2 separate regions of the Homo sapiens genome follow, and region 2 is linked to region 1. A link is a loop called in an ENCODE intact Hi-C map of the cell type or tissue named here. Cell type or tissue: GM12878. All regions are shown on one strand. Each heading gives the region's core, and the rest is flanking DNA. Links, peaks and the distances in the headings are about the cores only.

Region 1 (5,514 bases), core at 378-5,377:
TTAAGTCACCATCATCTCTTTTCTGGACTGCTGCAACAGCCCTTCTAATTGGTCTGTCTTCAGCTGTTCTTGTCTCCCTTTGATCTCTTCACCATTCAGCAGGACCTTTTTCAAACAAATCACTTCATTCTCCTGTTGTTCTCTCATTGTTCTCCATTAGACCTAAAATTTAAACTATGGGTTATAAGGCCCTCTGTGGGTGGGCCCTCTTCCACCCCTCCATCATTATCTCCTGCTATTTTAACCTCACTTATTCTTAGCCCCCACTGACCTTGCTGTTGTTTCCAACTTGCCTTTTTATACTTGCCATTTTCCTCTGCCTGGGATGCTTTCCTCCAGGATTTTTACATGACTTGCTTCTTTGTATCAGTCAGGTTTTCAATAGCTGCCATGTCTTCAAAGAAGCTTTCCCTAACCAGTCTTAATGATGGCATACTCTATTCCCTTGTCCTGCTTTATTTTCTTCACAGTAGTTATCATTAGCCGATTGATTGTTTACTTGCTCATTGTCTGTCTCCACCACTAGAAATTACACCCCATAAGGGCAAAAAGGCTTTGAGTCATTCTGTGCCTTTACTGCCTTATGGCAGACATTCAGTAAATATTTGTCAAATAAGTTGAAAGAATGAGCACTCTAAAACTGCATTGCATAAGTCCCTCCCTTTTTCATAGTCTAGTCTTGTTTCCCTTACCCCCCCACCACCACCTCCCCGCAACACCATCTTTCCCTATTTTAATATTCAAGCCCTTAATTCTTTGTTTTTGTTTCCATGAGTGGAAACTTGATACACTGGGAGGTTTACAGGTAGCAGAAGTATGTTACAATTTCATAAGTACTTTGATCTACCCCATTTTGCTAAGGCGATTTGTGTGGAACTTCTTCCGCCTGGAGAATGAACATCTGAATAACTGTGGTGAATTCCGTGCTGTGCGGGACATCTCTGTGGCCCCCCTGAACGCAGATGATCAGACTCTCCTAGAACAGATGATGGACCAGGATGATGGGGTACGAAACCGCCAGAAGAATCGGTCATGGAAGTACAACCAGAGCATATCCCTGCGCCGGCCTCGCCTCGCTTCTCAGTATGTATGGCTTCTACTTCTGTGAGGCATATTTCCTTTGAGTTTTAGCATTGGGTAGCATGTAAGCTAAAAAGCTATCAGGTTGAACCAAATGAAATTGCCAATACTCAGCCATTTTTCACCTACAAAAAAACAGTAATAAGCAGCAATTCCATATGATACAACCTATGACTGTCTAAATGAGCACATAGAGTAAATGTCATCAGTGCATAACCTAGTAATTTGGCACTAAAGATCCACTGTCTGGAGGAAAAGGTTGTTGGAGAGTGATTTATTAATACTTGACTCTTCTGTGTGTTGTGTATGCAAATAATTTTTATGTTATAAACTTTAGGAATCCTGCCATCTATGCCTTGACCAAATGACTTAATTTCTGTTTTCTGCCCCCATCTGTAAATTGAAATTAATATGGTTCTTGCTTATAGGGAGGTTAAGTGGATTATATTCATTATTACATAGAACTTGGACCAGTTCCCTCACAGAAAGAGCCTACTAAGAATAAACTATTACTATTTTTATCTTCTTATTAAATACCTACAACAATATTTTTATCAGTCATTGACTACGTATGTTGCTAAAAGTTACCATAAATGTACAGTATATGGTGACTGCATATGAAATTTAGAGACAATAGATAGCACAGTAGATTGGAATGAAGGAGGCTTAGGTTGAGGATGAACGGTTTTCTAAAGGATAAGGGAGTGAATAGACTAGAGACACAGTAAAGAACATAAAGGTAGAAATGAAGTGCAGAAAGAAAAACCATGTGACTAGAATTATAGTAAGAATAATTTTGCTGAATAGATGAAGTATGATTGTAAAAGGCTGAAAATGCAAACTTGATCTTGTAGGCAGGAATGAGTCACAGATAATTTTTTTTTTTTGAGATGGAGTCTCGCTCTGTTGCCCAGGCTGGAGTGCAGTGGTGCAATCTCCACTCACTGCAAGCTGCACCTCCTGGGTTCACGCCATTCTCCTGCCTCAGCCTCCCGAGTAGCTGGGACTACAGGCGTCCGCTACCACACGCAGCTAATTTTTTGTGTTTTTGGTAGAGATGGGGTTTCACCATGTTAGCCAGGATGGTCTCGATCTCCTGACCTCGTGATCCGCCCGCATTGGCCTCCCAAAGTGCTGGCATTACAGGCATGAGCCACCGCACCCAGCCACGAGTCACAGAGAATTTTTCTGTAGAAGAATGACATTGTGAAAGTAGTATCCTAGGAAGTTTTAATAGCACTGTGTAAGATATATTAGGCAAGGGAAAAACTGAAGGCCAGAAAGCCAGATGAAAAGCTATGCAGTACTTCAATGTATGGGGCAGTGAAAATTCAGATCAGGATGCTTACTGTTGGACCAGAAGGAACATAAGGAGATGTTTTGAAGGAAGTAAGAAACAGGAGGTAGTATCAGTAACTCATTGGATATAGAGGAGTAGAGTAGAACCTGCTGAACTTTAAATAGAGATTTGGAAGTTCTCTGAAGAAGGCAGAGAAAAGCAGAGAGCAGGGAACTGAGTCTTAATCCCTGGCTCAACCATAGTAGCCAGGGAACAAACACAGACAAGAGAAAAAAAGAAAATAAACAAAAGAGGTAGGAATAGTCAGGGAGGTAATAGGAAGAGCATCAAAACAAAGCATGGTTGGTGCTGTGATCCCAAGGAAGCAGAGTTTGAAGAAGCTGGGGCAGGGGAGCACTGAGTGGGTCAGTGAGATAAGTGCCACAAAGGGCTGGAAGAAAATGCTAAGTGTGATTGGTGACCTCATTGAGCTCCTGATTTTGAAGTCTAATTATCCTTGTTAGTTACCAGCAGAGGGCAATCTAAACATATACTATTTCTGCTTAAAGAAGGGGCTCTTTGGCAATAGATTATTCTGTTCCATTTCAGGTGTTTAACGGAGAAACTCTGGGAAACCAGATTGCACCAAGAGTAAGACATTAGGAATGGAACAGTTGGTGTACAGCGGAGAGAGCAGGGAATCCAAAATAAGATCTGAGTTTCAGTACTGACTTTATCACTCATGCAACCTTTAGCATATCCTTAATGTGTGTGGTTTTTTTGTTTGTTTGTTTTTTTGAAACAGTATCTCGCTCCGTTGCCCAGGTTGGCTCAATGCAGCAGCACGATCATGACTCACTGCAGCTTCAACCTCCTGGGTTCAAGCACTCCTCCCACCTCAGCCTCCCAAGTAGTTGGCACTACACGCCTGCACCCCTCTGCCCAGCTAATTTTTTATTTTTTATAGAGACAGGGTCTTACTATGTTGCCCAGGCTAGTCTCAAACTCCTAGCCTGAAGAAGTCTTCCCTCCTTGGCCTCCCAAAGTGCTGGGATTACAGGCAAGAGCCACCACACTCAGCCACCTGATTTTATTGTTGGTATTTATAGTGGTAAATGGTTTATGTTGGGCTGAAATGTGCTTCACTGTAATTTCACTATAACTTTAACAATTTGATCCTATTTGGGCTCTCTCACATAACTTATAATGAGTCTCCTCCCTCTTCTGCATTGTATGTTGTCAACTCTTTGAAGAGAAATAACTGTTATGCCTCTCCTTAGGTCTTCTCTTCTGCTGGCTAACTCTTTTGGTTTCTCATGTATGCCTCAAGTGGTGTTTTATCTTATCCTCATCATCCTTATCACAATTTCTTATATTTGTTTTTTGGGGGTTGGTTGTTTTTTTTTGGAGACATGGTCTCAGTCTGTCACCTAGGCTGGAGTGCAGTGGTGTGATCATACCTTACTGCAGCCTTGAACTCCTGGGCTGAAATGATCCTCCTTCCTCAGCTTCCTGAGTAGCTGGGGCTACAGGTTTGCACTATCATACCTGGCTTTTTTTTTTTTTTTTTTTTTTTAAGACAGGGTCTCACTGTGATGCTCAGACTGGTCTCAAACTGCCGGGCTAAGGCGATCCTCTTATGTCAGCCTCCCAAGGAGCTGGGATTACAGGAACCAGCCAGTTTCTTAAGTTTGTTTAATGCTTTTTTCATCCATGTTCTCACTTGATATGCATACTGTCTCCATGAGGTGAAAGTGGTATTCAGTGAAATCGGTGTTACCATTCCTGCCTTACAGAGATGGAAACGGGCACTCAAAGGGTTAAATAGATGCATCATAAAATCAAAGTCAGGTGGCCAGGTGCAGTGACTCACACCTGTAAACCTAACACTTTGGGAGGCCAAGGCGGGCAGATTACCTGAGGTCAGGAGTTTGAGACCAGCCTGGCCAACATGGTGAAAGCCCATCTCTACTAAAAATACAAAACTTCGCCAAGCGTGGTGGCACATGCCTGTAATCCCAGCTACTCAGGAGGCTGAGGCAGGAGAATTGCTTGAGCCTGGGAAACGGAGGTTGCAGTGAGCTGAGATTATGCCACTGCACTCCAGCCTGGCGACAGAGCGAGACTCTGTCTCAAAAAAAAAAAAAAAAATCAAAGTCAGTACTCAAACCCAGATCACTACCTTCTGCGTTGCACATACCCTGCCATTGTTCTTGTTACCTTCCTCTGGTTGTGATCTAGTTTCTTAGTGTTTTTCCAATAGTATCTGAAATTGAATAGGAAACTCTAGAATAATCCGTCTGGTACAGCAGATAGTCCCTGTTTAGGATGTATGTTTAATGATGGTAAGACTGGAAATGTGTCTAATACTGTGAAAGTGTTTATATTTGGGTAATGGACTAAGTGCTTTTTGTCCCCCTTGTTACCACTAGATCCAAGGCTCGTGACACTAAGGTATTGATAGAAGACACAGATGATGAAGCTAACACTTGAATTTTCTGAAGTCTAGCTTAACATCTTTGGTTTTCCTACTCTACAATCCTTTCCTCGACCAACGCAACCTCTAGTACCTTTCCAGCCGAAAACAGGAGAAAACACATAACACATTTTCCGAGCTCTTCCGGATCGGATCCTATGGACTCCAAACAAGCTCACTGTGTTTCTTTTCTTTTCTTCTGGTTTAATTTTAATTTTCTATTTTCAAAACAAATATTTACTTCATTTGCCAATCAGAGGATGTTTTAAGAAACAAAACATAGTATCTTATGGATTGTTTACAATCACAAGGACATAGATACCTATCAGGATGAAGAACAGGCATTGCAAGGACCCTCTGATGGGACGGTACTGAGATATCTCGGCTTCCGCTCAGCCCGGTTTTGACTGGTTGAAACCGGACATTGGTTTTTAAATTTTTTGTCAGTTTATGTGGAGAATTTTTTTCTTTCCTTCATACCCAGCGCAAAGGCACTGGCCGCACTTGCAGGAAAAGTGCAACTTAAAGCAGTACCTTCATTCATGAAGCTACTTTTTAATTTGATGTAACTTTTCTTATTTTGGGAAGGGTTGCTGGGTGGGTGGGAAATATGATGTATTTGTTACACATAGTTTTCTCATTATTTATGAAACTTAACCATACAGAATGATATAACTCC
Region 2 (5,514 bases), core at 231-5,230, 99 kb after region 1:
TTCTAAACAAAGTCTGCCCTCAAAAGAAACTAACCAGAGTCTGACTAACCTGGGGGAAGGAAAATACCCAACTCCAGTCTTCTCTAGCCATCCAGTTCCACCTAACAGTAGAAAAACTGGGAAGCACTAGTGAAGTTCACGGGCCAGGGGCACAGGCTCACCAGAGGCTAAGACCTAATCACAGGACTAGAAAATGCCACCCCCCGGCCTCACCACCCCATCTATGGTAAAGGTCTATTTACCACAGTTCCTTTTACCCAGTATATCATGTCCACTTTTCAACAAAAAGGTAAAAGGCACACTAAAGGAAAAAGCAACAGTAGGAAGAAACTGCATATGCATCAGAACCAGAGTCAGATACAGCAGGAATGTTGGAATTATCAGAAGAGGAATTTTTAAAACTATGATTAATATGCTACAGGCTTTAATGGAAAAAGTAAACAACATGCAAGAACACATGGATAATGTAGGCAGAGACATGGAAATTCTAGAATGAAAAAAATAGAGATCAAAAAGACTACACAAATGAAGAATGCCCCTAATGGGCTCATTAGTAGGCTAAACACAGCTAAGGAAAGGATCTCTGAGCTTCACAATTTGTCAACAGAAACCTGAAAAAAGAAAAAAAGACTGAAAAAAAACCTGGCACAGAATATTCCAGAAATGTGGAACAACTATAAGACTTACCATAACATCAATCAAGATAATGTAGTATTAGGAAAATAGACAAGCAGATCAATGGAACAGACAGTCCAGAAATAGGCTGACATAAATACAGTCAACTGATCTTTCACAAAGGAGCAAGTGCAATACAACAGAGCAAAGAGAGTCTTTTCAACAAATGGTGCTGAAACAACTGGACATCCATGCCAAAAAAATGAAGTTGGAGGCAGACTTTACACCTTAACAAAAATTAACTCAAAATGTATCCACAGACCTAAATGTAAAATGCAAAATTATCAAACTCCTGGAAGAAAACACAGGAGAAAACCTAGATGACCTTGGGTATGGCAATGACTTTTTAGATGCAACACCAAAGACACTATATATCCATGAAATAAATAATTGAAATTGGGATGTCATTAAAATTAAAAACTTATGCTCTGTGAAGTCACTGTCAAAAGAATGAGAAGACAAGCCACAGATTGGGGTAGAATATTTGCAAAAGATTCATCTGATAAAGGACTGTTGTCCAGAATGTATTATACAAAGAATTTTTAAAACTCACCAGTATGAAAACTAACAGCTTGATTTTAAAAATGGGCAAAAGACCTGAACAGACACCTCATCAAAAAAGAGATGGGGCTGGGCAAGGTGGCTCACACCTGTAATCTCAGCACTTTGAGAAGCCATGGCAGGCAGATCACTTGAGGTTAGGAGTTCAAGACCAGCCTGGCCAACATGGTGAAACCCTGTCTCTACTAAAAATACAAAAATTAGCTGGGCGTGGTGGCGCAGGCCTGTAATCCCAGCTACTTGAAAGGCTGAAGCACAAGAACCACTTGAGCCTGGAAGGCAAAAGTTGCAGTGAGCTGAGATCGCACCTCTGCACTCTAGCATAGGTGACAGAGTCAGACTCTGTCTCAAAAAAAAAAAAAAAAACACCATGAAAGAGCTGCCAGGGAAGCATACGAAAAGATGTTCAACATTAGATGTCACTGGGGAAAGGCAAATTAAAACAAGAAACAATACACACCTATTAGAATGGTCAAAACCCCAAACAGTGACAACACCATATGCTAGCAAGGATGTGGAGCAATATTAACTCCTAGTGGGAATTCAAACTGGTACAGCCACTTTGGTAGACAGGTTGGCAGTTTCTTACAAAACCCAAACATACTCTTACCATAACCATTCAGCAACCACATACCTTGTTACTTATCCAAATGAACTTAAAAACTTATGTCCATATAAAAACCTGCACTTTTTTTTTTTTTTTTTTTTTTTTTTTGAGACAGAGTCTCCCTCTGTCACCCAGGCTAGAGTGCAGTGGTGTGATCTCGGCTCACTGCAACCTCTGCCTCCTGGGTTCAAGCGATTCTCCTGCCTCAGCCTCCCAAGTAGCTGGGGTTATAGGCGCACGCCACCACGCCTGGCTAATTTGCACATGGGTGTTTATAACAGCTTTATTCATCATTGCCAAAACTTGGAAGCAACCAAGGCGTCCTTCAGTAGGTAAATGGATAAATTGTGGTACATCCAGACAATAGAATATTATTCAGTGTTAAAACAGAAATAAGCTATCAAGCCATGAAAAAGCACAGTGGAAACTTAGATGCACACTGCTAAGTGAGAGAAGCCAATCTGAAAAGGATCTGTGATATATGATTCCAACCATATGCAAGCTGGAAAAGCAAAACTATGGAGACAGTCAAAGGATCAGTAGTTTGGGGGTTGGGGGAAGGGAGGGATAAACAGGTGGAACACAGGATTTTTTAGGGCAGTGAAACAGCTCTGTGTGATGCTACAATGATGGATACATGTCATTTATACATTTGTTCAAACCCAGAGAATGTACAATACCAAGAGTGAATCCTAAGGTAAACAACGGTCTTTGCGGATGATTAATGATGTGTTAGCGTAGGCTGATTGTAACAAACGTACCACCGTGATGCTTGATGTCAATAGTCAGGGAAGTTATGCATGGGGGAAGGGGGCTATATGGGAACTCTCTGTACTTCCTGCTCAATTTTGCTAGGAACCTAAAACTGTTCTAAAAATAGTTTATTAATTTTTTAAAAAGATTAAAATGCTTACAATAATTTAAAACCACTTTGCTAAAATGATTAGTTGCGATTCTTTCAGGACAAAAACGGAGAAAGTATTCCTTCTCCAACCCCGCCCTCAACCTCACACACTCCTATGTTTACCCCCTTCCCTCAGGCATCTCGCTATTCTCAGCACCAGATTTCCAACACTGAACCAGATTTCCATTTTTTGGCTTTCCATCAGCCTCTACTCATGCCTCCTACCACCCTCCAATCACCTTCTCTTCCACAACTGTATTAAGTAGGAATTTTCACCAAGGAGAAGCATATACCACACAAGCCAGCACAACCCGAGGATGTTCTTTTAAAGCCGTTTTCCTCTGAAGTGGCTAAGCTGCCTCTACGAAGCATGAACTAGGTAACCCCAGGGAGCTGTTACCCCAGCAGACTTCTCAGCACTTCCCGCAGAGGCTTCATGCATAGAAGGAACGGGTACTAACCACAGGGGCTCTTGTGACCTCAAGTGGAAAGTTTTAAGCAGCATTGCAAGCTCAGGACCTGCCTCAAAAAGTCAGAGCGGAACAAAAGAACTCCAATGGTAGTTTTTTCTCTCTCTCAAAATATTTTTCTCCCCTAAAGAGAAAAGATTAATGGAATGTTGGAAAGTAAGAGGGAAAAAAATCTCAGTATCTACTTAAAATAAAATACTTCTGTGGGTAGGAGAATACAATTAGTGTCTCTCTTGGGTCATTCAAAAAAGTAAATGTGGAGTCTTGGTTGGTTTCTCCCCATGAAGCAGACAGCCACGGGGAGCGGAGATGGTCCGCCTGTGTGCCTGTAACTACTTAATCACACTTCGCTGTGCCTCCATAGGCTTCCTTTATGTACAGGTTTGATTACTAAAGCAGTGAACTTCTGCAAAAATTATGGAGGAGAGCAGAGACGAATACAAATTGCTTGTTTGTCAAATTGAAGCAGAAAGCACCAAGCAGGAAGAGGTCCTTAGGGAGTATTTCTTTGGGTAGCAAGCAAAGATTAAAATGAAAACACAAGCAACCTGTCAAAAGTGAAGCACCGTTCAGGATAAATGCTCTGTTTCCTGGCTCTTTTTCCTATACAAATATAACCAAAGTTATTACATTGCTTCCCCAATTTTTCTTTTGGGAAAAAGTAGAATAAAGCATAAGCAAACTTCAGTGCTATTTATACACACTGGGTCGCTTCTCACAATGCAAGTACTTTTCTAAATTATTCATACCCAGAATGCTGGGAAACAAAGACAGTGCATCTTTGTTCACTTGCTCTTCCCCAAACAGAACTGGTGCTGAAGTAGCTACTTGACTTTGCAACTACTACATACATGAGTGAGAGGCCTGGAGTTTAAACTGGTTATACAATTCTTCATTAAAACACCTTTTTTTTGTTTATTGTTTTGTTTTTAAGTAGAGGGGAGAAGGCAGAAGAGAGAACAGAGGGAATCAGAAAAGACTTTGCAAACCTTTCTCTAAATGTGTGACAGATGAACTAAGCTGGTGCCTGCTTCCCATATATGCACAGTTTCAGGCAATGAAGAGCCCGCTAGAAACAAAGATACTTGTCCCTAAAGAGAAAGAAGAAAATGACTCTAGATAGGAGCTTCTCTTTGTTTTGGATGTAATAGGTCCATTGCGCCTTGGGGCCATTACAATTTTTGTTGCCTTACAATTTCTTAAAAACATTTACTAAGTACCAATAAATAAATGGTAAACGCAGTTAAGCACTTCTACTTTACTGGTATTTCATTTAATCCTCACAATTACCTGGAGAGGTAGGACTCAACATATTTTTACAGATAAGAAACTGAGCCCCAGAGAACTGTTATGTAACCTATGAGTTAAACTTCTGAAAAGTAAACCTGCATATGTATTTAAATATTGCTTCAAAAAGCTAACCTATTAGACCTTATAACATGTACCTGACAGTAGGAAACCAACAGAAGAAAAGGTGTCAAGAAACAGGGCATGTTCTAACACAAGGGAGGTGCTCTACAGTCAGGGAACATTCAGATTACCTCAAGGAGCATCTCAGTTTCTCCTTCCACCAAGCAACCCCCACCAGATAAAGAAGAGATACTGGATTTTTTAAAATTTAAAATATATTATTTCCCATGTAAAGAGTCACTGGAACATATCTTATACAGTAACTATTATGAAAATTGTTTATTCATCCTCATCCTGGTGCAAATTTGCTGAAATATTTCAGTATTGATTTAAACATAACAATTTAAAATAGATCCACACATGCCATCTTATTCTGAAGTAGTAGGTATTTTTCTATCAATGAAAGAATGTTCAGGAGAAACAGTAACTGGCTTAACTGTTGTTTTACATAAGTTCCCTATTTTGGCAAGGAAATCTTAAAAAACCAGTAAAATAAAGAAGGATTTTGTAACTGCAAAGAAAGTTATTCTACTGGGCTGGGCGCGGTGGCTCACGCCTGTAATCCCAGCACTTTGGGAGGCCGAGGCGGGCAGATCACGAGGTCAGGAGATCGAGACCATCCTGGCTAACACGGTGAAACTCCATCTCTACTAAAAATACAAAAAATTAGCTGGGCATGGTGGCGGGCGCCTGTAGTCCCAGCTACTTGGGAGGCTGAGGCAGGAGAATGGCGTGAACCTGGGAGGTAGAGCTTGCAGTGAGCCGAGATTACGCCACTGCACTCCAGCCTGGGCAACAGAGTGAGGCTCCATCTCAAAAAAAAAAAAAAAAAAAAAAAAAAACACAACGAAAGTGACTCTACTGGGAAAAAAACCAAACACGGTGGG

The links. Peaks named below come from ENCODE experiments on the same cell type or tissue, not always from the same donor. Only the 100,000 strongest peaks of a DNase experiment are listed, where the experiment ranks them.
Region 2: it touches region 1 in a loop (6-fold over the local background); 4 of 110 quality-filtered maps call a loop at or near these places.

What each region holds. Positions count from the first base shown.
Region 1 is chr1:180,879,215-180,884,728 of GRCh38, forward strand. XPR1 (xenotropic and polytropic retrovirus receptor 1) reads left to right here. Exons shown (of 15, transcript NM_004736.4): 14 at 862-1,083; 15 at 4,792-5,514. The coding sequence ends at 4,852. Among named protein-coding and RNA genes, the nearest start is that of LINC02816, 25 kb to the right of the region's middle. In GM12878, for the core only: a CTCF peak has its summit at 2,894 (motif pointing right); a DNase peak (open chromatin) is centred at 2,987.
Region 2 is chr1:180,978,622-180,984,135 of GRCh38, forward strand. The region is part of intron 7 of STX6 (syntaxin 6); the gene reads right to left. Among named protein-coding and RNA genes, the nearest start is that of KIAA1614-AS1, 26 kb to the left of the region's middle. RefSeq lists a silencer at 3,067-3,146. In GM12878, for the core only: a CTCF peak has its summit at 3,232; a DNase peak (open chromatin) is centred at 3,180; H3K4me3 peaks cover 490 bases; H3K27ac peaks cover 1,131 bases.